Linked DNA regions of Homo sapiens: regions 2, 3 and 4 are each linked to region 1. Evidence: read pairs that join two places in POLR2A ChIA-PET (ENCODE). Cell type or tissue: CD4-positive, alpha-beta T cell. All regions are shown on one strand. Links, peaks and the distances in the headings refer to the core of each region. The heading gives the core; the rest is flanking DNA.

Region 1 (7,663 bases), core at 2,242-6,241:
TTACAACCCTTAAATTATACTGAAAGAGTTTTGCCTTCATCATCAAATAAGAAAATATTGGGTACAGTAGATATTCACTGACTTAGTGGTTGGGATTTTTAACTTGTTTATTGCTATTTCATCAAATCCTGGGCTTTATTCGCCTGTGTGCTTTTCTTAGAAAAGTAGCCTGGACAGTCGGTAGAATGTGGGTTTTAGAGCCACAATGTCTGGGTTTGAATCCTTACCTTGCCACTTCCTAGAGACTCTGAGCATCATGTTAAGTATCATCTCTGTTAAGTATCATCGTGCATCTTGGTTTAAAAGTATTATCTCTGCATGTCATTTTTCTCCTAGAATTGTTATGAACATTAAAACAGTTAATATGTATACCGGGTTTAGAAAAGTGCTGAAATATAGTAGTCTTGAACAAATGTTTGACATTATTACTGGCATTATTATGGTAGTGGTCATTGTTATCATGGTCATTGTTTTCCTCCTTTAACAAGATATAATCTCTCATTTGACCCACAATAGCACTCTTTATCGCTCTTATTACTTACCATTTTTTTGGTATTATAATTGTTTCTGTAATTTTACCTGTTTCCCCTTTTAGCATATAAGATTCTCCTAGAGGGAGTATATGTCTTGTTAAGTTTTTAAGCTCCACAATGCATATAAAATGGATAAAATAACATCTGTCGAGCACTAACATATATTTGTATATTTTATATATATTAACTTCAAAAATATTCTATTCAAATTGGGATTGATATATAAATTATACCTATTCCAGTTGAATTATAGCTATTCTAGTGTTTCGTTGTTTTTTTTTTTTTTTCTTTTTTTAAGATGGAGTCTTGCTCTGTTGCCCAAGCTGGAGTGCAGTGGCACGATCTCGGCTCACTGCAACCAACACCTTCCGGGTTCAAGTGATTCTCCTGCCTCAGCCTCCCTGGTAGCTGGGACTATAGGCGCGTGCCACCATGCCCTGCAAATTTTTTGTATTTTTAGTAGACATGGGGTTTCACCATGTTATCCATGATGGTCTCGATCTCCTGACCTCGTGATCAGCCCGCCACAGCCTCCCAAAGTGCTGAGATTACAGGCGTGAGCCACCGCGCCCGGCAAAGATAGATATTTTTACCTTCAATTGGCAGTGTAGAAACATTGGCTGAAAGAAGCTAGCTTACTTGCCCAATGTCCCAAAACTATTAAATAATGAGGCTAAAATTTGAACTCAGTTCTGTCTGCTTACAGAGCCAAAGCTCTTTCTACTGCACAAGGTACTCAATATTCACTTGTAAAATAAATGAATGCTTGATGGATGGCTGAGCCAACCAATGCAATATAGTCAGCAACAAGGGATGCCAAAAATAAAATACTATTTTTAAAAAGGAATTAGTTTTATGCACAAGACAGTGGTTGCTTTTATACAGTAGTGGTTGTTCAGGTTTGATGACGGAATTTTTATTGCTGTCATGATTTGAGAAGTAGAGCTCTGAAGAAATGCAGTGCCTAGTGGAAAAAATGAGTCGATATGCTCAGAAAGCTAAATACATATGAATGAGTCACTGATGGTGAGGGGCTGACATTGTGCTAGGAAGGTCTTCAATGACTTTGTCCTTTGTGGTCTAATTCTAATAACAGATTAGTTCTCAATTCAGTTAGAAACATGATGTAAGGTGAGTAGTAGTACTACTGACTGTTTGTTAGAATGTTGAACTAAAGCAAGTTGGGTCAGAGTTCTCATTTTCTTTTTCAAAGGAGTTTTGGAAAGTAGAATTGGAGAAAAACAGAGGTTCTTATTTACCTATAGGTTTTGTTTTAATTTTAATTTTTTTTTCTTTATTTTTGAGACAGTTTTTGCTCTGTTGCCCAGGCTGGCGTGCAATGGCATGATCATAGTTCACTGCAATAACCTCGAAATCCTGGGCTCAAATGTTCCTCCTACCTCAGCTTCCAGAGTAGCTAGGACCACAGGCACAAGCCACCATATCCTGCTGATTTTTCTTTTTCTTTTTTTTTTTTCTTTTTTTTTTCTTTGAGTAGAGATGGGGTCTCTCTATGCTGCCCAGCCTGCTCTCAAGCGAACCTTCCACCTCGGCCTTCCAAATGGCTGGGATTACAGACATGAGCCACAGTACCAGTCCACGTCTTTTTTTTAAATACTTTTATTTTAAGTTCAGGGGTATATGTGCAGGTTTGTTACAAAGGTAAACATGGGGCATGGGGCGGGGTTTTGTGCATGTTATTTCATCACTCACATATTAACCCTAGTAGCCATTAGTTGTTTTTTCTGATCCTCCCCCTCCTCCCACTCTTAACCCTCCAGGAGGCACCAGTGGCTGTTGATTTTTCATCACTTAGCCCCCACTTATAAGTGAGAACATGTGGTATTTGGTTTTCTGTTCCTGCATTAGTTTGCTAAGGATGGTAGCCTCCAGCTGCATCCATGTCCCTGCAACAGACATGATCTTGTTCTTTTTTAATGGCTGCATAGTATTCCTTGGTGTTTATGTACCACATTTTCTTTATCCAGTCTATCACTGATGGGCATTTAGGTTGGTTTCATATCTTTGCTGTTGTGAATAGTGCTGCAGTGAACATACATGTGCATGTGTCTTTATAAAAAGCGGTCAAAGGATATGAACAGACACTTCTCAAAAAAAGAAATATGTGCAGCCAACAATCATGTGAAAAATAGCTCAGCATCACTGGTCATTACAGAAATGGAAATAGAAACCACAATGTGGTACCATCCCACATCAGTCAGAATGGCTACTATTAAAAAAGTCAAAAAACACCTTACTGAGTCCTTACTAGATTAATGGGACGCAAACCCACAAAAATTTAGTTAACAGCTAAATATCCTAATCAACTAGCTTCAATCTACTGACGAGGTTGTGGAGAAAAAGGAACACTTTTACACTGTTGTTGGGAGTGTAAATTAGTTCAACTGCTTTGGAAGACAGTGATTCCACAAAGACCTAAAGGCAGAAATACCATTTGACTCAGCAATCCCATTACTGTGTATATACCCAAAGGTCTTACTTTTAATGAAAGATACGAATCATTTGAAGAACAAAAGTAATCTCACTATGCCAAGAAATTCACAATCAAGGATGACATGTCAGGAATCAATGAGACAAATTTTTTTCTCTGTCTCTTCCTCAGATTCCTTTATTCTTCCCTATGTTTCTCCTTATATTTCTCTGTAGATCCAAAAAGGTCTCTCATCTTGGCTTTTCTCTATGTCTCTCTCCATTCTTTTCACTCAGGGGATTGACTTTTACTCCTTTTCTAGCGATGTGAAACAATATCTAGCAATATTTCCACAAAATCCATACATTTACTTGTTACTCATACTATAATAACAACAATCATCCCTTTAATCCTGAACCCTCATCTATCTTTCCTTCTCTGTTCTCCTCACATTAAGTTTCTCAGAAGAGCTATCAATATTTGCTACAATCATATCATCACTTTCTACCTACTTTGTCAGTTGACTTTTCTCTGATTTCTAATCCAAACTTGTTACTGAAATTCTGCTTTGGAATCTCAACCAGTGCCCTCCCAATTTGGTTATTGCACATCAAAGCCTCCTAAGTCATCTTCATGCTTGTCTGCACATTCTGTCTCTTGTCATTGTGGGTTCATCTACCTCTTAAGTATTTATCCTAGGCTTGTTCTTTTGCCTACTGTTCTTTATATGCTCTCTTAGATAATATTGTCTCTACTACTATGTAATTACTACTTTCAAACCTATATCAGTGCTCTTGCAAGTAAAATTAATCAGTCTCTTTATCCGTGCATCCATCCATCCATCCGTCTATCTATCTTTCTACCTATCAATCCTTCCCTCCAATTGTCTGGTAAATGTCTCTACTTGCGTGATCCCCAGGCACTCTGTACTCTACGTGTCTAAAGCTGACCTCTTAAGCGCTCCCCTAAACTGGCTTTCTTCTTTTTTCCTTTCTTTTTTTTTTTTTTTTTTAATTTTATTTCTGCTGCTGCCTCGTTACCTAGAGAATTACAGGAACTTTGGATCTTGTGCCTCATATCTTGCATTTCACCATATACAACTTGATTTTACTCTGAAGTTTTCTTAAATTATCTTCTCTGTCTGCTAGATATTCATCGTCTCTTACCTTGGCTGCTGCAATTTCTCCTAACTTCCCTGCTTCCAGTCTCATCTTTTCTAGTTCATCTTTCTTGCTTCCAATCTCATACCTTCTAGTCCATTCTTCCCTTCCTCCACAACACAGTCAGGCTCACACTTGTGTTTAGCAAGCCTACTTCTTACTGTTCACTCTTCATTCCTCAGTTCAATTATTTCTTGACAGCAAATTTAGTATTTTTGTTGTTATATTTATTATTGGTATTATTCAGAAAATAGAAATGATTTTCCTTGAGCTATCCACAAACCACAATGAAATAGATCAGATTTTAAAATATGCATAGCTGTACACATGCAGAAATTATGTATGCTGAAATTAAAGTACCTAGAATAATATTAAATAGCATTTGTTGAGTTTAACTCGATGCAAGACACTGAAACTTGGTAGACCCTGCACACATATGGTTTCATTCTTACAGTACCGTGAGGCAGTCAGGGACTTTCCCCTTTTCACAGAAGAGGAAACTGGGGTTGGTGAACTTCTACAGTTGTCACGCTAGTGAAGAAGGAAAGCTAGAATGCAAGTCAGGCTTCAAAGCCAACAGTCTTAAAACTGTATTTTCTTCTCTTCAGTGATCTTTTGAGGCCCTCGTTCTCCTCTCCTTTGCGGGTTTTATAGCTTAACTTTTGCTTCCTGTGTTTGCTTATGTGTAACCAGATTGACAAAAAATATTCATGGTAGAAGACTAACAATTTAGCTATACCTCATGTTTTTCAACCCCAAAATGTTTGACAATATTTTTATTCTCCTAATTGGATGATTAACATAGTGTGAAGGTATCTATAAATCATTATTCCTCAAAGGCAAACATTATATCAGCTGAGATAATTTTTTATTATTTTCATGTTGGTTTTTATTTTGGATAGTTGTTGTTATTTGTCTGCCTTTAAGAGTCAATATTTAAGATGAATGACAATTGTATTATCCAGCTCTTTTTCTAATTATTGTGTCGTCCTGAAACTAAATAACAAAATGGATCGATACACATACATAAAACTTCAACATTGGTATACATGAAACTACTTTACTATATTTTAAATATATTTGAGACTACAAAAGGCAACATTTGCACCCTGTTTTAATAGCAGAGTTTCAAAGCTTTATTGAAGATGATTGTTATGCAGAAAACTGGAAAATCAGAGTAGTAGTCTTTAGGCATAGAAGGAACAAGAATAGGACAGGCTTAGGTTTTTAAGGTAAGGAAATGTAAAATACAATCAAACAAAAGAGCAACACGTGTCATTTTTTTTTTTTTTTTTTTGGCAAAATCGCTTATCTTTCTTTCCATTCCATAGACATGATGCAGAAAATGAGCAAATTAACCCTCGCCATTAAGAGCACTTCTTACATCTTTAACCTTTTATAAAGGGTACATTTGATTAGAAATGCAATGAATATTCAGTGCTTTGGTCAGTTTAGACTTTGGGGGTGCTCCCCAGCTGTATAATGCTCACTGAGAGCCTATGTGTGAACCACAAGCCTGGGAGAAGCCTGGCTGTCTGAAGGGGCTGTGCTGAAGGCTTTCACATAGTTCCCATTACTAAGGAAACCACTCGTTTTGTCTGAACACTCTCTGAATAGATGTCTCATTTGAAGTCTAGTGCTCAAACCATGAGGATTGCATTATGGAGCTGAGAAAGAAATGAGGAGAACAAAAAATGCTTGAAAATGCCAACAAGCATTCACAAAGCGTTGTACTGTAATAACATTCCATGAGACAGAAGGTGCGTTTATTTTTGCCGCATTCCAAGTTATTTTGGTGTTATAAAAGCAAATTCCTTTGCTTGCCCACGTAATCAAAATAAGAAAAGCAGATGTTCTTCTGACCTATTCTTAATTCCTGCTCTTGTTAGGGTCTCACTGAGAAGTGTGACATATAGAAAAAGCAGGACAAAATATGGATTCTCATATTAATGTAGATTTGCTCCGTTGTACTTTATAACTAAATGGTGTAGTGCTATCCCTGTGCCAATAAACAAACACATGTTCAGAGTCAGACCTCAGGATTTGTAGCCTCCAAATGGTTACTGTTAAATTCAGAATGGCTACTGCAAACTGGTGCTTGGTGCTCATTAATGAGCATCCAACTCAGATTTGGAGTGAGAAAACACTGCTTCTAGGAGACTCCTGCTCCACTCTCCAGCTTCTGCCAACCTACAGCAAAGAAAGCAGCTCCTACTTAAAATATCAGGCAATCATTCTTTCTTCCTCACTCTGGAAAGTAGGGTTTGCGGGACTTTCATTACAGTATATTCTTTATCATCCCTCTCCCTGTTTTTGATATGGTCAATGACGTTATTTTAAAAGTATACAATTTGCTATGCAGACACCTAGTCAGAGGTTGCCACCTCTACACCCATATAGAAAGTCACAGGAGGAAGTCATTCTTACCTCTGTGTTGAGCTACTTTAATCCTTTCAGCAAACGAGAGATGTATCAACACAGTTAATCCACAAATGCAGAAATTAATAAATATGTATAGATTACTTGTTGTTTTACTTTTTGCTGACTGTCATAGCAGTTAGTGTCTTGCCTGCAAAAGAGTCTATGAATGAATGAGATCTTTGGACTCATAGCCCAGAGCTTTAGCACTGCACTAAGGACACTCCCTCTGTGCACAGGTTGGTCAAGTCTCTCTTTGGAAGACCACTGTTACAAAGAGGTGCTAGCATGTCTAAAATCTAGAAACAGGCACAATAAGCAAGTACAAGTTTATTTCTTTCATGGATTCTTACAGATTAATACTAAAAAATTATAAATGTGAAACACTAACACAGCATTGTCAGAAGAAAGTCTTTTGTTTGTTTGTTTTTACATTTTCTTTTTTCCTTAAATATATTGGCAGTCTCGCATTTTTAATAAACATATATTTCATGTAATTGTCTTTTGCAGATTTCTTCCTCAACCAAATTTAAGAGGTGCCAAATTCAGTAGAATTGACTAAGGATAAACTAAATAGTTTTCTAGCATTTAATGGGGCATCCCAACACCACTAAAAAGGCCCTAAATTTGAAAGCATGAAAGAAGAAAGTTTATTCATGTGAAAGTACACAAATACTTATCCTATCAATAATATCCTCACTAGTCTGATTACAGGTCTTCAATTCATTTTGAAATGAACAGCCTGAAGCTGCCAGCTGTTTCTGATCTGATGTGCTTATAGAATATTTACTTAGGGTATATATTTAGCAGTTTAGATATCATGGCTGCTGACAAGAAAATTCTAATACTGAAACTTACTATGAAGTTTCTGTTTGTAAAATGGATATATATTTGGTCCCTTGTCAAAATTTGGCAGTGAACAGGATGTCTGCATCTTTGTATTCCTGGTCCTCAGCACAATGCCTAGCGTATAGTAAGCATTTAGTAAGAGGAGATTGAACTGAATTGTTTGATATGAGAAAAATACAACAAAGTCAGCATTTATAAGATGATCCTTAGCCTGGCTTAATTGAGTGTAGAATGATGGAAACAGCAAATGTTTAACTGTCTTAGACAATTAG
Region 2 (7,413 bases), core at 1,036-5,035, 61 kb after region 1:
CAATGACACTAAAACAATTCTTCTGTTTTCACATTTTTCCTAATTTGTGTGTGTGTGTGTGTGTGTGTGTTTAATATTAGCAAAAGGATCTATCAGATAGAGAAGAACATTTAATGATGTTAAACACCCGGGGAACTTGTTATATGCCTATTATAAATCATGGACTGCTCAAACTTCAAGTAATCTGAGAAAAAGCCACCTGAATTCCAAACTCCATTCCTGAGGAAACAATGTTAAAACAGATTTAAAACAATGTTAAAACAGAATTAGTTAAAATGAGATTCGTTATTCATACCATTCATTCCATGTATCTAGCCATCTATCCATTCATATATTTCTTCAATAAATATCATGCCCAACTAGGCTTAAGCACTGGGCTGGATGCAGGGAGTACAGTAATAAGCAGGAAACTCATATCACCCTCCCAGAGAGGACTGTCTTGTAATTAGAGGTGTAAGCCAGGTTACATGGTGGAATGAAAACTACATTAAAATTTTACCTATTTTTTATTTTCAGGGGCTTCATTGCTCTGCCTTTTCTAGATGTTTAAGAATTAACCATTTAGGCGCAACCTGTTTTATTTAGATGGAAATATTTCTAATATATGACCTCTAAACAGAAATATTGGATGTAATCTTTATGCTTTCAGGATCATAGTTTTGGATATTACAATAGCTTGTTTAATTCTGATAATTCTTATTGGTAAAAATGACTTTTATTGGTGTAAAACTCTAGGATTTACCAAGATTAAACTTTTTCTCATTTAATCTTCACAACAACTCTAGGAAGTAGATGACATGGCTAACCACATCTTATGGATAATGAAACTGAATCTCAGAGAGATTAAGTGGTGAGCCACTTTACTTGTTTACATCACCTGCCTGGTGCGTATAGGCCCCTGAGTTTCTGGTTTGTTCAAAGTTCAAAGTGCTGTGTTGGAAGCTAAGAAGTGGTATAACTGACATATTTCAGATGATATGGGGGATGAGTATGGTGGGAGGAGGGAGTAGGTGAAGGAAGGAATGAAAGAGATAGATGAACCATTTCCATTCCTATTTGGAGAATCTGATAATTTGGTAATGGTTATTTGTAGGTAACCAAAATTTCAGAAGTTTTTCTCTAAAATATGCTGATTTCAATACTCCCTTAATTAAGCCTCTTGTTTTCTTTTTGACAAAAAATAATCATAAACCCTGAAAATGTCTGATATGATTAAGGAAAATTTGAAAGACAAGTAAAAATATGCAAGTTAAAGTCAGGGGTATCTTCTCTCTGCTATTTTTCTTTCTGCACAGGTAAATGGTGCTAAAGTTGTTTATGGATTATATGTTCTAGTTATTTGGTTGGTATTAAAGAGTAAAGGGGCTTCTAGATGTGTGATAGTTATTGAAAGGATAAAAGCCAGGGAGGAGTAACAGGGTCAGGATTTACCCTTCTACAAAAGCAACAACAACAATAAAAAAGGGCAAAATATATGAAACAAGACTCTGGGCATCAGGCACTTTATCAATATGTTCCCTGGGAGATGGGAAACAAGGTGAGCCTTACCATTGTCCCAGCTTACTTTCAAGATGCAGCATAGAAAGGAGGAACCAGACAGAGCACAGAAGACTACCTGGGTTGAGGTGATGGAGCTGAGAATCTGGGAAGACCAAGGCATTTGGAGTTCCTAGGATAAAGTAGGAGAGAGAATAGAGAAAAGGGCTGCCCAGAGAGCCTCCTCTAGAGATCTGCCCCCTCAAGTAGTCAGCTGAGTCCTGATCAGCTGATGTGCCTGAGGAAACTACTCGACTCTGGAAGGAAAGAACAGGTGTTTACATAAGTCAAAACTTATCCAGTTGTACACTTTAAATATATGCTATTTATTTCATATTATAGCTTAATAAAGCTATATTTTTGAAGGGTAAAAGATGCATTGCTAAAATTTTGCCCCAAGAATTTTACCTATCTTTGCTTCAACCTGCATTCTCTATTTCAGTTTCTTCATATGATAAATTCTTGACTCAATTGAATGGTAGAATTCACACGGCCAATATTTCAGATCTATTCATTTGTGGGTTTAATATGGTCATCTACAAATTACTGATAATAGTTTGCTTTTTCTTACTTGTGTCATGAGATTACAGTTGAATATATACTGGACTATTCACCTATTTCTCTAAATTAGTGATTCTTAACCTTTCTGAAGTTATTTCACCTCTTGAAAATTTGATGAGAGTCATGGACTCCTCATCCATAGCAATGCATATGTGATTCTAAATGGTTTCATAACTCTCTAAAGCCCATACATTAACCACTACATCCCCGTCATTCATGAAGTTTAAGAATCCATAATTTGAATAAACTTACAATTTTTGTTTTGTTTTGTTTTGTTTTAAGATGGAGTTTTGCTCTGGTTACCCAGGCTGGAGTGCAATGGCATGATCTCGGCTCACTGCAACCTCTGCCTCCCAGGTTCAAGTGATTCTCTTGCTTCAGCCTCCTCAGCTAGGATTACAGTTGCCTGCTACCACACCTGGCTAATTTTTTTTTTTTTTTTTGTATTTTTAGTAGACAGGGTTTCACGATTTGGCCAGGCTGGTCTTGAACTCCTGATCTCAGGTGATCCACCCACCTTGGCCTCCCAAAGTGCTGGGACTGCAGGCATGAGCCACCGCTCCCAGCCCATAAACTTATAAATTTATATTTGTTTGAAAGGAGCATTTTGAGCCACGCTAGTCTAGATGATTTGTTTATGTGTTTACCAAGATCATGAACAATTGAATATCTAAGTATTATTTAACAAGGAAATGATGGCATTTTGTGAGTGCATGTGTGTTTAGCTGATACAGAAAATGTGTGAAATAGAAAGCTTACTTTCAATAATCCCTTACATTACTGCAGATGTTAAGCAAGTACCAGAACTTGCCTTCAGGACACTGTTAAGAGAAATGCGAAATCTCATTAGGCCCTGCTTCGCACATCACATCCTCATGTCCACAGCAGCAAATTCGCGGGGTCTTCTGTGACCATGGAATGCTGTCAACAGTTTTACTGCTACATTATGTATGACTTCTTTTCTACTGAGGGCATGAGCAGTTGGTAGAGAGCTGCAAAGGTGAATTTGTATTGTGTCCGGTTCATGGCTCAGAAATGAGTTGCATCTGCTCTGTGTATTTGCTGTCTTTCTCATTCAATTTCACAACATTTTCCCATAAAAAAAAGAAAGGTTAGCATTAATAATGAATGAAACTTATTTCTGATCAGAGTTCTAGGATTTTTTTAAGGCCATGTAACGTCTGTTATGCAGTGGGTTGGTGAAAGGATCAGCAGATTGGTGACGGAGCAATTGGATGTTATGACATGAATTAGTGACCTCTCTGCTTCTGTTTTTAGTCCTGAAGCTATAGGATATAGATCATCCTTGAGAAGAGCCAAAATTTTTTGTGAGGGTAGATCAGTGTTTCTCATTTTTGTTTTTATTCCAACATTTGCAAAGGGGTATTACACATGTCCATCATAACCACAGCTACTCACTAAGATTCTTGAGGGAGCAGTGTATCTCGGAACATCTGAGGAGGAGTAGAGTTTCAAAAGTCTTCTCCTTTCCTAACACTTCTTGGGGTCTTGTTTATTTTCTTGCCCCCAGGCTGAAAAAACACTTGTAAAGATTGACTTGCAGCACTGAGTCTGTAGGAAAATCATGGCAACTTAAAGCAAACATTAAGCTGGGGTTTTGTTTCCTTTGTTAGATTGATGGGGGCACTTCGTTCTAAGGATGTCACTGATTCTGAAATTATGATGCCAGAGCTACATTTCTGCTATGCCCAGCCTGCATTCACTCATACCACCCTAGTCTTAGGAATTTTTATAGCTAAGCCCATGACTCCCCCATACTTAGGCAGGAAATATGAGATTTAGAAAATGGCTCTGGCTTCAGACTAGGATTTGTTGGCAGAACAGGGCCAGATTTGGTTCACTTGGAAGAAGGGTGGCATAATGCTCAGCATAGGTGATTCTACTTAGGAAATGTTGATTGATTAGGGTGAGTGATATGGTTTGGCTGTGTCTCCACACAAATCTCATGTTAAATTGTAGCACCCATAATTCCCACATGTCATGGGAGGGACCCAGTGGGAGGTAATTGAATCATGGGGGCGGGTCTTTCCCTTGCTGTCTCAGGAGATCGGATGCTTTGTTTGTTTGTTTGTTTGTTTGTTTTGATATGGAGTCTCACTCTGTCACCCAGGCTGGAGTGCAGTGGTGAGATCTTGGCTCACTGCAACCTCTGCCTTCTGGATTCAAGCAATTCTCCTGCCTCAGCCTCCTGAGTAGCTGGGATTACAGGTGCCTGCCACCACCCCCAGCTAATTTTTGTATTTTTAGTAGAGATGGTGTTTCACCATGTTGGCCCGGCTGGCCTCGAACTCCTGACCTCAGGTGATCCTCCCACCTTGGCCTCCAAAAGTGCTGGGATTACTGGCGTCAGCCACCGTGCCCAGATGATCTGATGGTTTTATAAAGAGGTGTTCCCCTGCACAAGCTCTCTTGCCTGCTGCCATGTAAGATGTGACTTTGCTACTCCTTCATCTTCTGCCATAATTGTGAGGCCTCCCCAGGCATGTAGAACTGTGAGTCCATTAAACTTCTTTCCTTTATAAATTACCCAGTCTCGGATATGCCTTTATTAGCAGCGTGAGAACAGACTAATACAGTGAGTAAGGAATCAAATTACAAAGAATGTTTTATACCTGCTTTCAATTTATACCTGCTTTCAGATAGGATTTTCTGAGGCTTATGAGAAAATAAATATTTGCTAAATAGAAGAGAAAAGGAGTGAGAAGAGGGAGAAAGGGCGGAAAGATGAGCTGGATAATGGAAACTGTTTTGTCTGCCATGAGGAAATAGCTAACCTATAACTCAAGTCTCTTTTTTAGGAGTTTCCTGGTATAAGGAATAGTGTATTGTTCACCCACTCTCTATATTGAGCAGTGTTATTCTGAATAGTGTGGTTACTATTTACTAATTTATTAATTATGTTGTAGCTTTCATCACTACACATTATTTTTTGGCAAATTAAAGTCAAATGAGGAAATACTTGATCTATTTTACTTTTACTAATTGTTATATTTTGTTAAAAATGAGCAGGAATTTAAGAAATACCTCATGACACACTTTTTTTAGATCCCTTTGAAAACAATTTGAATATATGAGTCACTGAAATATTTGAAACAAAAACTGACAGAAATGAAGGGAGAAACAGACAATTCAACAATAATAGTTGGAGACTTCAATAACTCACTTTATTTTTCTTTCTTTCTTTTTTCTTTTTCTTTTTCTTTTGAGACAGGGTCTTATTCTGTTGCCCAGGCTGGTGTGCATTAGTGCCATCTCAGCTCACTACAACCTTGCCCTTCTGGGCTCAAGTGATCCTCCCACCTCAGCCTCCTGAGTAGCTGGAACTACAGGCACATGCTACCACACCCTGCTAAATTTTGTGTTTTTGGTGGAGACAGTGTTTTACCATTTTGCCCAGGCTGGTCTTGAACTCCTATGCTCAAGCAATCCACCTGTCTCAGCATCCCAAAGTGCTGGGATTACAGGCGTGAGCCACCCTGCCCGGCCAACAACTCCAATTTAATGTGCAATATACTATAGTAGAACGTAAGTTCCCTAAATGTAGGAATTTGCATCTTGGTTTTTTCGTTTGCTTGTTTGTTTGAGATGGAATCCCTCTCTGTCACTCAGGCTGGAGTGCCATGGTGCGATCTCAGCTCACTGCAACCTTCGCCTCCTGGGTTCAAGCAATTCTTCTGTCTCAGCCTCCCGAGTAGCTGGGATTACAGGCATAAGCCACCATGCCTGGCTAATTTTTGTATTTGTAGTAGAGGCAAGGTTTCACTATGTTGTCCAGGCTGGTCTCGAACTCCTGACTTCAGATGATCCACCCGCCTCAGCCTCCCAAAGTGCTGGGATTACAGGTGTGAGCCACCGTGCTAGGCCTTTTTTTTTTTTTTTAATTGTTGTATCCCTAGTGTCTAGAAAGATACCTAGCACATAGCAGACATTCAATATGTGTCTGTTGAGTAAGTGAATATACTATACAAGTGACATCTAAGAGCTATGTAGAGAAAGTATCCTTCTGGTGATCCGGAAATGCTTCATGGAAGAGATGGCATTTTGGCTTGACATGGAGATGTTACTGTATTCCAGAAAAATGGAAAGGTATGAATATGGAAAGCAGAGGGAAGGAGGGTCATTGAGTTGCCTTTCAATTTATGCCCTTACTTCCAAGAATTTTTTTTCTGGGTATAATAAACAGTGTCACCAGGCCAGCCTCCAGAACCCCTGGTAGTGGGTCCTTTCCAAAGGCACTGGCATTAGCTGCTGATTTATACTGGCTCTTCCAACATGTTTTTAACTCTCTAGGCAGGAGTCTGACTTTCTTTTGTGTTCCTTTTCAACCTTGTCTTTTCTTTTCTAAAGTCATTTTCAAAGGAAGACAGAAGACCTTGTGTAAGAGGAGGCTAAATCCTTTTTTCTTTCAGTGTGACTTCTTGATTCTTTGAAAAGTAGGTGGAGGCCCCCTTACTGGCTGCCTCCCCCTCTGTCTGCTTCCTGGGCACCTCACTCCTGCCAGTGCTCCCAGGAGGGTGGGGTTGTGACTCTCAACCACTGCAGTTTCCCTGCTGCGGGGCTGCTCTGATTTCTGACTTCCCACTTTGCTCTCCCTGCCCCTTGCCCTGCTGCCTGAACTCTGTTCAAGCACAGCAAGGATACAGATCCTGGAGCTTTGCAAAAAGTAAGGAAGCCCTGGAACACTGGAGCAAAGGCAGCAAAGAGCTCACAGTCACCTTTAGTTCCCCATCCTCCTCCCTCGTCAGTTTTTTTCCCTCTCAATGCCAACAGATATTTCCTTCATGTAGTGTGATTTATTTACCCTCCATCCTCATTCAACACATTTATTGACTGTTTACACTATGCTAGGTGCTCAGAATATAAAGATAGTAATCTCTGCTTTCAAGGAGCAGAATTATCTGCACAGAATCTAGGTATGGAATAACTAGTCATTACAGTGTATCCTCTATTTAGAAGTTATCTACACCCCTAGCTAGCTTGAATATGTTCACTAACTCAGTCGACAATTTGTCTTAATTAACTGATTTAGGTTATTAGAAAGATTGAACCATTGCAAATGTAGGTGTAGGATTTTTTTTAAATCAATGCCATTGTGAAATGAGTATTCATAAAAAATACTGATGCTTGTAATAATAATAATAATAATAATAATAATAATAATAATAATAATAATAATAAAAAGACACACAATTTCCAGTGGTTAGAGGTATGGACTCTAGCCAAAGTATGTCATCCAAATTTTGGTTTATCCTTTTACTACCTATTTGGTATTGGGCAAATCATTTAACTCTGAGC
Region 3 (7,663 bases), core at 2,223-6,222, 71 kb after region 1:
GAGTTAAAAATAACAAGGCTGGGCGCAGTGGCTCACATCTGTAATCCCAGTACTTTGGGAGGCCCAGGCAAGAGGATCACTTGAGCCTAGGAGTGTGAGAACAGCCTGGGCAACATGATGAGACCCCATTTCTAAAAAAACAATACGAGCCAGGCATGGTGGTATGTACCTGTGGTCCCAGCTACTCAGGCAGCTGAGGCAGGAGGATTGATTCAGCCCAGGAGGTTGAGGCTGCAGTGAGCCCTGGTCACAGCACTGCACTCCAGCAACAGAGCGAGACTCTTTCTCAATAAATAAATAAATAAATAAATAAAGGCACATATATTAAAAAATGCAATATGAAGTTCTGTTGAGTATAATGACTATAATGTTTATATATAATATATGTAATATATATTAGTATATATAATTATACATATAATTATATATCATATATGTAATATATATTAGTATATATAAATATATATATAATTATATATAATATATATTATATATAATATATATTATATGTAATATATTATATAATATATATTATATATAATATATACTATATATTATATATAATATATAGTATATATTATATATTATATAGTATATATTATATATGCATATATAAACTATATTTATATAATATATATAATATATATATTTTATATATAAATATATATAAAATTATATATAATATAGAAATATAATTTATATATTATATATGTTTAATATATGTATATATGCACATAATATATATGCATTATATATATGTATATATTATATATAATATATAGTACATATATACATATATGTATATGTATGTATTATATATTATATATACTATATATTATAATATATAATATATACATATATAATATAAAATACATAAAATATATATTATAAAATATATAGTATAAACTACATAAATATATATATTTATTATATATAATTATCTGAAATATAATGTAAAATATATATTATATAAAATATAAATATATAAAAATATATATCATATAAAAATATAAATATATTAATTTATATATAAATTATTATATATATAATTACTGGACTTTTTTTCAAGTTTGACAGGGAAGGAAGACAATATTCAAGTAACATCCATGTAGCTAATCTTCATTCTATATTCTTATCTGAGTTTAACCTAGATGAAACACAAGGCTTTTAGTGCAAAGTGAAGACGTAGTTTTAATTTTAGATGTTGAGATAAGATGTCAAAACATCTTACTCAAGCTGGCTGATACATATAGTTGTTTTTTGCAATGCACACTAAATCTCAGGCAAGAGAATTTCATATTTTTATCCTTGAAATTTTCTGGCATTATGCCATTGTTCTTAGCATAACATTATTAGTGCTACATTTTAGTTTGTTGTCTGAGGATTCCTAGGGAGTTGAATGCATTGGATCTAAGAAAATAGTTGTTGAGATATCTGAAGGAACTACTTTATAATATTTCTTAAGAGTGTTTGAAGTGGGGAATTGCTTAAGAGTCTTTGGTGTTTGAGAGAGGCTATATAAAAGGCAACACAAGTGTGTCAATCACTAGCATCGAAAAGTTTTTTTTTTAAATCATTCAATTCAGTGGTCTTAATATATTCACAGAGTTCTGGGACTGTCCGCAATATTTAATACAAGAATATTTTCATTACCCCCTAAAGAAACCCTCTACCTATTAGCATTCACTCTCCATTTACCGCCAGTTTCCTCAGCTCTAAGCAACTGCCAATCTACTTTCTGTCTCTACTGATTTGCCTGTCTTGGACATTTCATGTAGATAGACTCAAACAATAAGTGGCCCTTTTTTCTATTGTGGTGAAAAACACAGCAAAATTTACCCTCTTAACCATTTGCAAGTATACTTTTTAGTAGTGTTAAGTATATTCACGTTGTTTTAAAACAGGTCTGCAGAACTTTTTCATTTTGCAAATCTAAAACTCTATGCCCATTTTAAAAAAGCTCCCTCTTTCCTCCTGTCTCTTGCCACTGGTAACCACCATTCTACTTGCTGTATCTATGATATTAACTAGTTTAGATACCTCATTTAAATGGAATCATACAGTATTTGTCTTCTTGTGACTGACTTATTTCACTCAGCATAACGTTTTCAAAGTTCATCTATGTTTTATTACATGATAGGCTATCCTTCCTTTTTAAAGCTGAATAAGATTTCATTGTACGTACATATCACATTTGTTTGTCCATTCTTCTGGTAATGGACATTTGGGTTGCTTCTGTCTCTTGGCTATTGTGACTATTGCTGCTGTGAACATGGGTGTGAAAATATCTCTTTAAGACTTTGGTTTTCATTCCTTTGTGTATATACCCAGAGATGGCATTGCTGAATCATATGGTAATTTTAATCTTAATTTTTTGAGGAACCTCCTTACTGTATTCCATAGAGGATGCACCATTTTACAGTGCCACCAACAGGGCACCAGGGCTCCAATTCTCCACATCTTTGACAACACTTATTATTTTTGTGTTTTCTTTTGTTTGATAGGTGTGATCCTAATGGGTGGGTGTGGGATGATATCTCACTGTGGTTTTGATTTGCATTTTCACAAGCTTGTTGGCCATTTGTATGTCATATTTGCAGAAATATCTATTCAAGTCCTTTGCCAATTTTTAGATGGCTTATTTGGTTTTTTGTTGTTGTTGCATATAAGAGGTTTTTGAATATTCTTTATATTAGCCCCTCATCAAATATATGATTTTTTTTCCCATTCCATAGATTACCTTTCACTCTGTTGACTGTGTCCTTTGATGCACAAAAGTTTTAAAGTTTGATGTAGTTCCATTTGTCTGTTTTTGCTTTTGTTGTCTGTGCTTTTCATTTCATATCCAAGAAATCATTCCAAAAGCCTTTTAAATAGTCAACTTATGATAAAAACAGAGTTCAGTGATTCAAAGATTAATCCAGGAGTCATTTATATTTGCATTTAAAATGTAATTTGTACATACATAAGTGTGTGTGTATGTGTGTGTGTATATATATATACACACACAATTTTTTTTTCTTTTGACACAGAGTCTCACTCTCCTGCCAAAGCTGGAGTGCAATGATGCAATCTCGGCTCACTGCAACCTCTGCCTCCCAGGTTCAAGCAATTTTCGTGCCTCAGCCTTCTGAGTAGCTGTGATTACAGGCATGCGCCACAATGCCTGGCTAATTTTTGTATTTTTGGGGTTTTGCCATGTTGTCCAGACTGGTCTCAAACTCCCGGCCTCAAGTGATCTGCCTCCCTCGGCCTCCCAAAGTGTTGGGATTATAGGCGTGAGGCACCACACCTGGCCTGTTTGTACTTATATTTGATTATGGATATGCCTACTTTTCTGAAAAGTAATTGCCAGCAAAATAATGAAGTTTTGCTGTGAATATATGACTTGAGAAGCTGGAAATATGTCCAGTTTTCCTGACTTGACCCCTAGGTCAAGACCTCCTTGATATGAGGGAACTTTTTACATGTTTGTCTTTCAAAGAATTTTCTTGGTAAGATGAAAGCTATATGAGGTGGTAAACCAGACTTGTTTTTTAAAAAAGAAAAAAAAAATAAGCAGTCTACTTAATGTTTAATCAAGATATACCACAGATAAACTAAACGAATAAAAGATATACATAATTAAGATTTTACTCTATAATATTGCCTAAGTTACAGGGAATCATTCTACTTCACTGTAAAATGAATGATTTTTTCCACTTGTAGGCAAGGGGCATATATGGGAGTTTGTATGTGGGAGGAGTTAGTTTGGAGTGATGCCTGTGAACATAACCTGCTTGCACTCAAATCCTCCTCTTCTCCTCCTTCTGTGTTCCTTTTTATGTTGAATGGCTTCCTGTTCACCCACTTACTAAAACAGAAACTTGCACACCCTCCTTCCGTTTTCATCTCCCTCACACCTCCCATCCAGGCAGTCACCCAATTCTTTCAGTCTTACCTCGAAAAGTAAGCCTGTTTCTTTCTGTCCTTATTGCTACTTTCCTTGTGCAAGACTTCATGTTCTGCCTTAAAGTGTTGTAGAAGCCTTTTCATTGGCCAGCCTGCCTGCCTTGACTTGCCTCCTTCAGTCAGAAACATATTTATAAAATATGATTTGCTCATGTCTACCTCTTACATAAAACTCTTAAGTGGTTCTCAATTGCTCTTAGTACTAATACTGAAGTTATTATCGTGGCTTATAAGGTCTTTTGCAGTCTCACACATGTTTACCACAACAGCCTCATCTGTCCTTAGGTACTTTTCCCTTATATAATCTTTATCTAGGGGTCTTCTAAGGCCCTCTCTCCTTGTTTGTTTCTCTCAGTGGATTGTGGGGTTCATGAATTTAGGAATCATACCAATCTAGCTCACTGCTATAGTTCTTGTACCTAGTGCAATGTATAATACGTCAGGTATGCAGTACAATTGTGCTGAATGAATGAAAGCTGCAGTGCACATAAGCTATATGGAAGCCCTTCCTCTTCCTAATTGCAAATTTTCTTACAATAATTTAGGATGTTCGTTATTTTCTAACTCCCAACAAGCTTGAACAAGTTCTGAAAAAATAAGATACAGTGAACCCTCTCAGCTTTCATTTCCTCATCGGCAAGTTAGGGGCTAAAGCCTTTACTAATAAATCTGTAAGCTAAAGTGATTGGACCCATTCATCTCTGAAATTTCTGTTCTGTGATCCTATAAACATGTGTCCACCCTAACTTACCTAAAACTCCAGAATAGCTACCACATATGTAATGTATAAATAGTCGCTCTAAATCTATATTTATTGGCCTTCTAAAACATAATTTCTGTTAAGGTTGGTTTAAATTTTTTTAAAAGTCAGGATTGTGTCTTTATCAACTATGTTTCATTTGCCCCTATGTTAATATCATATATAAATATTACTATATGTGAATTATTTCATTGTAAATTGAAAAAGTATAATGTAGAGGAACTGAATGCATTCATGTTTATTTGCCTAGGTGAAATTTATATTTGTTTTTATTTTATTGGCTGCATTATTATGAAATACTGTTCGCACTATAGTGAGTCATTTCTGAAAGTAATTGCAACATTGTATGAGGTACTCAAACTCCTTAAAGGAAGAATAACAATATAAATTCAAAATGATAATGGAAATAATTGCATTGTTACTCTGAAAACTCGTGCTTGGACATCTCATCAGAAATGGTGCATATGAAAATTAGCCATATCAAATTTTACCTGAAATAGCCATAGAAATTTATTTTATCCCTGTACCTTTGATCTGCATTACATTTCAGCTCCTCAACTAATAGAATTCTCTCTCCCTGTACCTTTTTTCCCACTCGAACTCCATAAATATCTGTTACTCAATATAGACAGGGGGATGAAAATGGACATACTTACCTTCTCTTGCCTTCCACACATGAGTAGAAATGGTTCTGGAAAAGTGGGCTCCAGTAATATGCTGCCCAGCTGTGAAGTCCCAGAGAGAAATACAGGATGGCAGGAAATGGCAATGTCATAAGAATTTTGTGCTCGCTCTCCTACCAGAGCCATAGCAATTTCTAGCTTAGGGCATACCCTTCCCCACCCAAGGCACATTTTCTTCCTGGTGAGAATTGATTCATAGCCTATCAAAATCACACAAGTAAATGAGTAATTTATTTGTTTTCATTTGTTTATTCACTCATATAGAGAAAACACTCACTGACACTCTTGTCAGTTGTTGCCGTCTTCAGTGCAGCATGGTTTCAGAATTCGTTCCTTGCCCAGTAGCAAAGCTGCAAACTCTCACATCATATTGGCTAAGGGTATGATTACTCAGCTATAAGAAATGATCCTGGTCCAGAAAAGAAGGCCACAGGCTCTCCATTTATTGCCTCCCTCCCCCTTAGACTTCATTTCAGAGTAATGACATAGTAAGGGGACTCTTTTCTTCAGAAAATTGTTTTTCAAATGCACTGCATTCCTGAAGGAAACTATCTGTTGTGCATGCATTTTTGGGTACTTTTTTCTTTAATAATAACACAGCTACCTGTCCAGTTTGGGTGCATGTGGCTTTAGAATGACATGAGCAATATTTCTCTAGGTATATAGTCTGACCACTTAGTTATAAGCGTTACTGAATCAGATAGTAATGAATACTGCTCTCAGCAAATGGCAGTCTGTCTAAAATTTAGTCTTCATAATTCAACATGATTAATCTAGCACATGATTTTCTCTCTTTCCACTGGCAACTAGAACCATATATTTTAAAATTTAGTGGGTACTTTTTTTCTTTCCATAATCATTGCCTGTTATCACATCTCTACCCTCTCGTCAGTGCCACTCACTTCTACAGCCCTTTGCCAAGGATTACTCTCATCTACTGATCTCAGGAGTACTCCCTTGGTTTCCACAGTGATAATGGACCTGACTCATCGCATGCTGGGGACACTTTCAACACCTGGGTCTGTATCTTGACCTTTTTTTTTTTGTCCAGCTCTGATGGCCTCATTAAGCAGTAAACTTTGAGGCTATACCTCAAACTTGTCTTCAGTTGAAACTTTGCCACGTTTGTAGTCTTGAGACCATGAATGTCCTTTCTCCGGCCAAAACATGACCTATGATTGTAACTCTGTGCTTCCTTTATGCTCACTGAGCTTACCTTTCACACTAGCATGAGCTTCAGTTATCTGATTTCTTCCAAAGTACCTGGATGGAGGACCTAGCTTGTTCTTTGACCTTCAGAATCTCATCAAATGTCCACAAACCCCAGTTTCTTTCTGTGCAAAATAGTTGTTTGGCCTGGATCTATACATTCCCTGTAGCGCAACAATTTCGTAAACTGTGATCAGTAGTAAGAGGCTTTTTGAGAAAAGCATGCTAATGAGTCAAATTATAAAATCTCCATAGTTTTAATGGAAACTATCCATGTTTGCCTGCTTATACCTGTTAGGATGTACTGCTTGATTACCTGTCTTTATCTAGTCTGAAGGCATCCAAATGAATATACTAATCTGTGAATGACGAAAACCATTAAAATGATTAAACATGATGTTAAGATCTATCTCCATGAAAATAATTGTTAAACCAAATTTTGAGTTACATTACTAAAGATGTAAGACTCTGTGACTTCTCTAAAACCTCTTATTTGGTTTCTTAACATTTGTTAATGAAAGCATTTATATTTTAAATAGCAAGTCTTTGAAAATATGTATTAGAAATGAGATATAACTAAGAAAGGAAGCAGAATGATATGCCAAGTAGTCTACAAAATGTTACCTGCTCTAGGTTTCTCTTTACTTTTTACTTTGCCTGTAAAATCTATGGGAAATGCTTGGAATATTTATCTAAGGAACTTGCAGATATGCTGATATAGTTGAAACCATAACTGTTCAATTAGGACTCAATTGTAAATCAGCTGATGGCTAGGTTGTTTAGTAGCAGGGACACTGACACGGAGAGTTTGTTTCTTAATTTCCTGTGTAAATGAGGGCATACATTTAAAAATAAAAATGTTGCCTTGAAGCAGTGTTACAGAACACAAACAAGGTTCAGAGCCTTTGTTGAATTTCTCTTCAGTGCTTTTGTTCTGTTCTCAAAACCACAGCATTTATTTTTCAGCTTCTACTCAGAGAACCCAAAATCCATTTTCCAAAGTAGAATATGAAAATAAGTGGGAGTGGCTTTGTGAGCCTTTAGACTGTGCTTATGGTGT
Region 4 (7,663 bases), core at 2,413-6,412, 54 kb after region 1:
TGTCTTTTTTTACTAGACTGTAAATTCACTGCAGGGTAAGAATTTTATCTTAATTCATCTTTGTACTTCAACTCCTTTATACAACCTTGTGTCAAGGAAGAATTGAATACGTGATTGCTGCATTCCCCCTCCTCATTTTGTAACTACTTTATTTTTAATCATCATTATTGAAATATAATTTACCTACAGTGAAATTCATTAATTTTATGTGTACATTTCAATATATTATAAAAAATTCAACATAAAAAGCATTCACGTCACTTCCCATACTCCTTCTCTTCCTTTTTGCAGTTATTCTTCTCCCATCACACCTACCACCTGGCAACTACTGATGTGCTTTATGTCACTATAGTTTATTCTCAGTGATCTATTTTATTTTATAGCTGAGCAATGTTCCATAATATGGATATTACCACTATTTATTTATCTGTTAATCTGTTGATGGGCCTTTGGGTTATTTATAGTTTGGGGCTATTGTAAATAACACTGCTATGAATATTAACTACAAGTTTTTGTATTGATATGTTTTCATGTCTCATGCATAAATATCAGAATGTCATATAGTTGGAATTACATAGTATGTAGCTTCCTCAGATTGCCATATTTCACTAAGCAATATACATTAATGGTTCTTCCATGATTTTTCATGACTTAATAGCTTACTTCTTTTTATTGCTGAGTAATATTCTGTTGTATGGATGTATCACAGTTTGTTTACTATTGAAGGATATCTTAGTTGTTTACAAGTTTTGGCAATTATGAATAAAGCTGCTATAAACAGTCCTGTGAGGGCTGTTGTATGGACATAAATTTTTAACTTATTTGAATAAATAACAAGGAGCACAATTGATGGATCATATGATGAGAGTCTATTTAGTTTTGTTAGAAACTGCCAAACCCTCTTTCAAAGTGGCTGTGCCACTTTGCATTCCCACCAGCAATGAGTGAGAGTTCCTATTGTTCCACATCTTTGTCAGCATTTGCTGTAGTCAGTGTTTTGGGTTTTAGTCACGGTTGAATGTGTAATAGTATCTAATTGTTTTAATTAGCAATTATCAAATGACATATGATATTGAACATTTCATATACTTGTCATATGTATTCATTTTAGATAGGGCATCCATATCTTTTGCCCATTCTTATTTTTATTTATCTATTTACTTATTTTAATTTATTTATTATTTGAGATGGAGTTTCGCTCTGTCACCCAGGCTGGAGTGCAGTGGCACGATCTCAGCTCACTGCAGCCTCTGCCTCCCAGGTTCAAGTGATTCTCATGACTCAGCCTCCTGAGTAGCAGGGATTATAGGCACATGCCACCATGCCCAGCTAATTTTTGTATTTGTGGTAGAGATGGCGTTTCACCATGTTGGCTAGGCTAGTCTCGAACTCCGGACCTCGGGTGATCTGCCCACCTCTGCTTCCCAAAGTGCTGGAATTACAGGCATGAGCCACCACACCCGGCCTATTTATTTATTTTTTGAAATGGAGTCTTGCTGTGTCACCCAGGCTTGAATGCAGTGGAGCAATCTTGGCTCACTGCAGCCTCCACCTCCTGGATTCAAGCAATTCTCCTGCCTCAGCCTCCTGAGTAGCTAGGATTACAGGCATCCACCACTATGCCTGGCTAATTTTTGTATTTTTAGTAGGGAGGGGGTTTCACCATACTGGTGAGGTTGATGTCAAAGTCCTGACTTCAAGTGATCTGCCCACCTTGACCACCCAAAGTGCTGGGATTACAGGTGTAAGCCACTGGACTCTGCCCTGTTTTGCCCATTTTTTAACTGGATTGTTTCCTTATTGTTAAATTTTAACAGCTCTTTTTATATTTTGGATATAAGTCATTTATCAGATGTGTGCTTTGAAAATATTTTCTCCCAGGCTGTGGCTTGGTTTTTCATTTTCTTAACAGTGCTTTTCATAGAGCAGAAGTTTTTAGTTTTAATGAAGTCATTTGTCAAGGATCAGTTTATCATATTTATGTAGGTCTACACATAATTCTAGGCTCTCCATTCTATTCTATTGATCTGCTTTTCCATTCTTTTGCCAGTACTAATGGTCCAGGTCAGATGCGGTGGCTCATGCCTGTAATCCCAGCACTGTGGGAGGCCAAGATAGGCGGATACCTTAAGCCCAGAAGTTTGAGATCTGCCTAGGCAACATAGCGAAACCTTGTCTCTACTAAAAATACAAAAAAATTAGCCAGGCATGGTCATGCCCACTTGTCGTTCCAGCTACTTGGGTGGCTGAGGTGGGATGACTGCTTCAGCCCAGGAGGCGGAGGTTGCAGTGAGCTGAAGTCGCACCACTGCACTCCAGCCTCGGTGACAGAGTGAGACCCTGTCTCAAAAAAAAAAAAAAAAAAAAAATCTCTGGTGTTTTTCATGGTCATAGCGGCATTATAGGTTTTTTCTGGAGTAAGACCACAGAGGTAAAGTGCCTTTTCATTATGTATCAAGGGTACATATTGTCAACATGATTTATCACCTTGATCACCTGGCTGAAATAATGTTTGCCAGGTTTCTGCACTGTAAAGTTATTATTTTTCTCTTCTTTCTATACTATAATTTTCAGAAGATAGTCACTATGAGCAGCCCACACTCAAGGAGTGGAGAGGTATTCTCTTCCTCTTTGAGGGCAGAGTATAGGCATAAATCATTTGGATTTCCTCCGTTGGATATACTTGCCTCTTTATCTTCATTCATTTATGTATTCAGTCATTTATTTATATCTGTGTAGGCTTGTGGATATTTATTTTACACTTTTTGTTATAATCCGATATGTTTTTAAAATTTTGGTCATTAAATTATTTCAGCTTTGGCCATTGGGAGCTGTTTTAGTTGGCTTTGGTGTCCCTTTGACATATCCACATCAATATAGGATTTCTCTTTCTCTCACACACACACACACACACACACACACCCCTACACCCCTTATTTTCTAGCACTACAAAATGTTCCAGGCTCACTTTTTATATTTCCTGTTCTTGTCCTAGAAGCATCCCTTTTCTCAAGGAGCATGGATGCCTTTTATTGGGGAGTGATGTTAGAAACCAAGGTCTGGGCACTAGGTATGCTCATTGCTACTGATATGTGATTGCTTCTAGGCCCTCTCAGCTGACAGAACGAAGAAATACAAGCATAGATTACTAACCTGTGTGTATACATATAACTATAAACATTACTATATGTAATTATCTGTATCTATATTAAGCTAAACATGTGTTCATACTGTGTCTCCTACCATAATTCATCACCATATGGATGATTCTAATCACTCTCCCTTGCTTACCTCTAACCTCTCACTCTAACAGTGAGAAATCTGGTTCCCATCCTATGGCATCCATTTACTTGTCTAATTCTCGTGTATATATATTTTATATATATATATATATATATATATATATATATATATATATACACACACACACACACATACACACACATATGTATATACACACATACATATATACACAGACACATATACACACATATGTATGTACACACATACACATATATATACTTTTGCTTTTATTTATTGTTCCTACTGTATGCATTTTTGCTCTAAAGTATAGTAAATACAGTGGGTAACTATGTAGTTAATCCTGTTTTACTAATATAAATAAAGTGAATACATTTGTATTAACCTTTCATAGTTGAGAACTTCATAGCTCACCTCTACTACAAAGGAACCTCTGGAGTCTTGGGGATAGCAACTCAGTGCAATTTCTTTAGGGACTACATAGCTAAATCTTTAATCACAGTCAAATTGGCATCTTCTCTGACTTCCTCATGTTTGTTGTGTAGATATTTTAACTGTACAGATCCCATGTGAAGGAAGAGAAAGGAATAAAAAATACTTCATAATAATAAAACTAAGTATATCATCTGTTGGCATTCATTATGAGATCATATGTTTTCACATTAAATGGGGAAATAAGGAAAGAAGAGTTTGTTCAATGAAAGGAAAACAGTTTTTTTTTAAGTAGCATCAGTTTTTAGCACATATTATAGGCTTTTTTTTCACATTTTAAAAAAATTTTAGATGATGGAGGAAGTGTAGGAAGTGACTAATATTTAAAACAATTGCCTCAGTGGTCTGATTTTCTGCTAGTGATTAGATGCAATAGGTTCAATCCTGAACTCTGCACATCTTTGTCATTGTGATTTGGCTCTTGAGATTGAGTCTCTCCTGGGGCAGAATCCAATATTCCTTTTGTGGTAATGAGCTGGAATGAGCTACAGTCTGGCTTTCTGGAAAGAATCAGGAACTTGGGAGAAGGAACAGTTGTGACCACTGGGTTTTGGGATTCTATGATTTGTGATTCTCTCACTGTCTCATTTAAGTGACTGCCTTTTTGTTCCCTTTTCACATTGCCCAAGAAGCATGATCTGGAATCCTGCCAGAAGCCACTTATGCTGTCAGTGTTTTTAAAGCTGTTCTTCCGTTTGACTAGCAATAATTTTCTTAAAAATCAGTAAGATGAGGTTGACTCCTTCAGTAGTTTCAGAAATGTGTTGCTGGATTGAAGTGGCTGAAATTATAGCTGGTATGGAAAATGATGAGCAATACATTGAAATACCCAAATACCTTGTTTTCTAACTATAACAGTCATTTCATTTTCTTCTAACTTGGTAGGCTTACTATTTTTAGATTCATGACAAAAAAGCCAGAAGACATTTGACCATCACTAATGGACTGTAGACATTGATAGGGTAATTTAGGTAGTCTGGATGACTTCAGTGAAAACCTTTGGATCTTAGGTTAAAACAAATCTTTGAAAGTTGATTCCTCTCTGGTCAGAGCCACCTGATGCAAAGAAATAGCTACCTGTATCTCTTCAGTGGCTTACTAATAGTTTGATCTAAATATGTCACTTGACCTTTTTATGTTTCCATTTTTTCACCTCCAATATGGAGAGAGTACTTCCCTAGAGGGCCCAACCACCCACAAGAGCACTTTGAAAAGTGTGAAGATATTGCCGGCTCTCATCTCTGTTGCTCCCAGTGAGCTGAAACCAGATCCTTCCCTGATGTAATTCTCTGTTTGACCATCCTTGAACTATGTCCCATGAAAGCTGTTAAACTCTGTGTTGTACCTAGGTTATGCAGTGGTTTATGGAAATTGGATCAATGTCCATGACTTTTAAATCTATTGAGAACTCAAGCAATAAGTGACTATTTTATCATGACAGCTGATTTATAACTACTTAGAAGAATCATATTTGTTCCCATTAGTCATGTCTGGATAGTTTCTGCAATATTTTTAAAGCAGTATTCTTTTAGAAGGCTAATAGATATTTTATGTAAGTATAATTTTAATTGATGCACTATATATTCTAATCCATTAGATGTATTTCTGATTTTCTTAAAAGGGAGGTTCAGAGTCCAGTGACATTTGAAGAAAATCTTATTTTGCAGCTTAGTTTTCACAGTCTTGCTCATAAGATTTCTTCCTTATGTCAAATCCAATCATTTTATATGCAGATGTATGTCATTTATTCTTTTAAAATACATAACCTTTTCTTTAGCAACATAGTGTGATATTAAGAGAAAAGAAAGAATGCAAGGAAAACCATGGAATACTAACTAAAAGTTTGGTATGTTAGCATCATCTAGAAACTGTTAGGGAAATGACTTCTTAAATAATGAGGCCCATCTTGAAATTCAACATAGTTTATTTTTTTAGAGAATCTCCTTTTGATGGTGTATTTAATAACCTGTTATGCAGACAGTCATACCATCTTCATTAGAAATAAACTACATAGCTTTTTCTTTGCATAAACATTTCCTCAGAGCTGTTTGCTGTTATCTTTGTTTAGAAAGAAGATGATTATTAAGTATATTCAGCAGTAATGAGATTTCCCTATGCTGATTGCAAGATCTAATTTGTATAATATGTAGACTGAAGAGTGGAAGAGAGAGAATGTGGGAGAGTCCAAGGGAAAAGTTTCATGCCAAACAATATACAGTATTTGCTGTTTATCACTGACCCTGTGCTCAGTATGAGTGTGCTTAATCTCATAAAATATGACAGACTTACCAAGTTAATGGTTATTAGACTTGTCAATGTAAGTCTACTTTACCAAGCTTTGGCTAACGTTGAAAAAATCTCATTTAAATTGTTTAATTTGTGTAGGAAGGTTGATTAACAATTGTTATACTATTATTCTTTCGTTTAAATTTATTTCTTCCATTTGTTTTTGAACTTCTTAAACTTTTAACCATATGAACCTTGAAACTATACACTTCAAGAAAATTTATCTTAAAATGAGTTTTAAGGTAAAATATATGACTTATTTTTAACCCATGAATTTAAATTTCCTTATTAAATGTTTCATTTGCTTTTGCCTTTCATTTTTCAGGAATCATTTCTCCTAGTCTGTCTTTCTAAGTTGTCAAGCTTTTGTGATTATAAACAATAATACCGCTTTAGTCTGTGAATTTAGATTTCGTCCTATTCTGAGTCTTCTGCCCCATGAAATGTAAAGTTGAGATTTCTTTGTTCTTCATTTAGATATATCAAGATATGTGCCTGAATATTGTGTAACACATAGAGAAACAGTATTAGACTTCCCTGTACATAGTAGATACTCAATAATCTCTACCATTTATCAGTCGAAAATGAAACTTGCATAGTAGTCATTTTTGCAAGCTCTTCACTGTGTCTGTAGACCAAGAGCATTTCTACCCTGTGTACCTCCAGAATCCCCTCCGAGAAGAAACCAGGAAGTTCCCACTAAATGACTTTAGCCGTCCCAGTGACAGAAAATGGTCTGCAGTTTCATTCACATAAAATTAGTGTTTCTTTTTCTCTCTGCCTCCTTCCCGCAACCACATCATTATTGAGTCATTCTAGTCATTTTAGATTGTGCTATTTTATCTGTGAAATTCAGTGAACTAAATATTTTTAGATATTCAAAGAACAAATAATTGTGATGTATTTTGTAAAATATATAACATCACTAATATTATTACAATACATAAGCAACACAACATCAGCCTTCGTTTCTCTTGTATCTGTCTAGACCCTCAAGAGAATTCAGCAAATGAGAACTCAGCCCTTACCAGTGATATACAATATTGTTTGTTCTCTACCATACTGAGTTGTTTGTTTATACCATGTATCAAATCCATTTGAGAAACTGCAGTGGGCGTTGAAGTGGCTCTTTATAAGCAATAGATCAATAAACAGAGTGGTTAATCTGTGGTGAGTTAGCAGTTAGAGACTGCTAATGAAGTTACACTCATTCTAAGATGTCTTTCAGTGGGAGAGAATGTGACAAGGACAGAAAACTTAAACTGGATTATCCAGAGAGATAAAAGCAAGTTATGTTGAAAAAGTGTATCTGGTTTTATTTACGTCTTTTGTAAGGCCCCAGGTAGCTCAAGAGGCATCTCTGACTTACACAGAAAAAAAGAGGAAATAAAAAACCAGCATTATCTACCCCCACATTACACTACAACTGTATACAACTACTTAATCCTTTCTTCCCCTGCAAAAGAAACTAACAGCATGCCAAAAGAAATCTTGACGGGTTTAAGAGCAGTGTGGGGATAATTTCAATAATTTAAAAAGATGTTGCTTTCTGTAATAAAAATTGATTCCATTTCTTTTATTTACTTGAATGAGTGCTTGTTGTAAACACCTTAAATTGAAATGC

What was found. ChIA-PET counts read pairs that join two places held together with the same protein. Peaks named below come from ENCODE experiments on the same cell type or tissue, not always from the same donor. Only the 100,000 strongest peaks of a DNase experiment are listed, where the experiment ranks them.
Region 2: POLR2A ChIA-PET joins it to region 1 with 55 read pairs; 7 of 35 experiments call an interaction of 5 or more read pairs at or near these places.
Region 3: POLR2A ChIA-PET joins it to region 1 with 67 read pairs; 9 of 35 experiments call an interaction of 5 or more read pairs at or near these places.
Region 4: POLR2A ChIA-PET joins it to region 1 with 25 read pairs; 7 of 35 experiments call an interaction of 5 or more read pairs at or near these places.

What each region holds. Positions count from the first base shown.
Region 1 is chr7:111,080,614-111,088,276 of GRCh38, reverse strand. The region is part of intron 3 of IMMP2L (inner mitochondrial membrane peptidase subunit 2); the gene reads left to right. Among named protein-coding and RNA genes, the nearest start is that of LRRN3, 6.7 kb to the left of the region's middle. In CD4-positive, alpha-beta T cell, for the core only: no CTCF peak of the experiment used is centred there; a DNase peak (open chromatin) is centred at 4,646; H3K4me3 peaks cover 661 bases; H3K27ac peaks cover 2,163 bases.
Region 2 is chr7:111,018,671-111,026,083 of GRCh38, reverse strand. The region is part of intron 3 of IMMP2L (inner mitochondrial membrane peptidase subunit 2); the gene reads left to right. Among named protein-coding and RNA genes, the nearest start is that of LRRN3, 69 kb to the left of the region's middle. In CD4-positive, alpha-beta T cell, for the core only: no CTCF peak of the experiment used is centred there; no DNase peak of the experiment used is centred there.
Region 3 is chr7:111,009,717-111,017,379 of GRCh38, reverse strand. All of the region lies in intron 3 of IMMP2L (inner mitochondrial membrane peptidase subunit 2), which reads left to right. Among named protein-coding and RNA genes, the nearest start is that of LRRN3, 78 kb to the left of the region's middle. In CD4-positive, alpha-beta T cell, for the core only: no CTCF peak of the experiment used is centred there; a DNase peak (open chromatin) is centred at 3,859; H3K4me3 peaks cover 1,109 bases; H3K27ac peaks cover 2,640 bases.
Region 4 is chr7:111,026,641-111,034,303 of GRCh38, reverse strand. All of the region lies in intron 3 of IMMP2L (inner mitochondrial membrane peptidase subunit 2), which reads left to right. Among named protein-coding and RNA genes, the nearest start is that of LRRN3, 61 kb to the left of the region's middle. In CD4-positive, alpha-beta T cell, for the core only: no CTCF peak of the experiment used is centred there; a DNase peak (open chromatin) is centred at 4,393.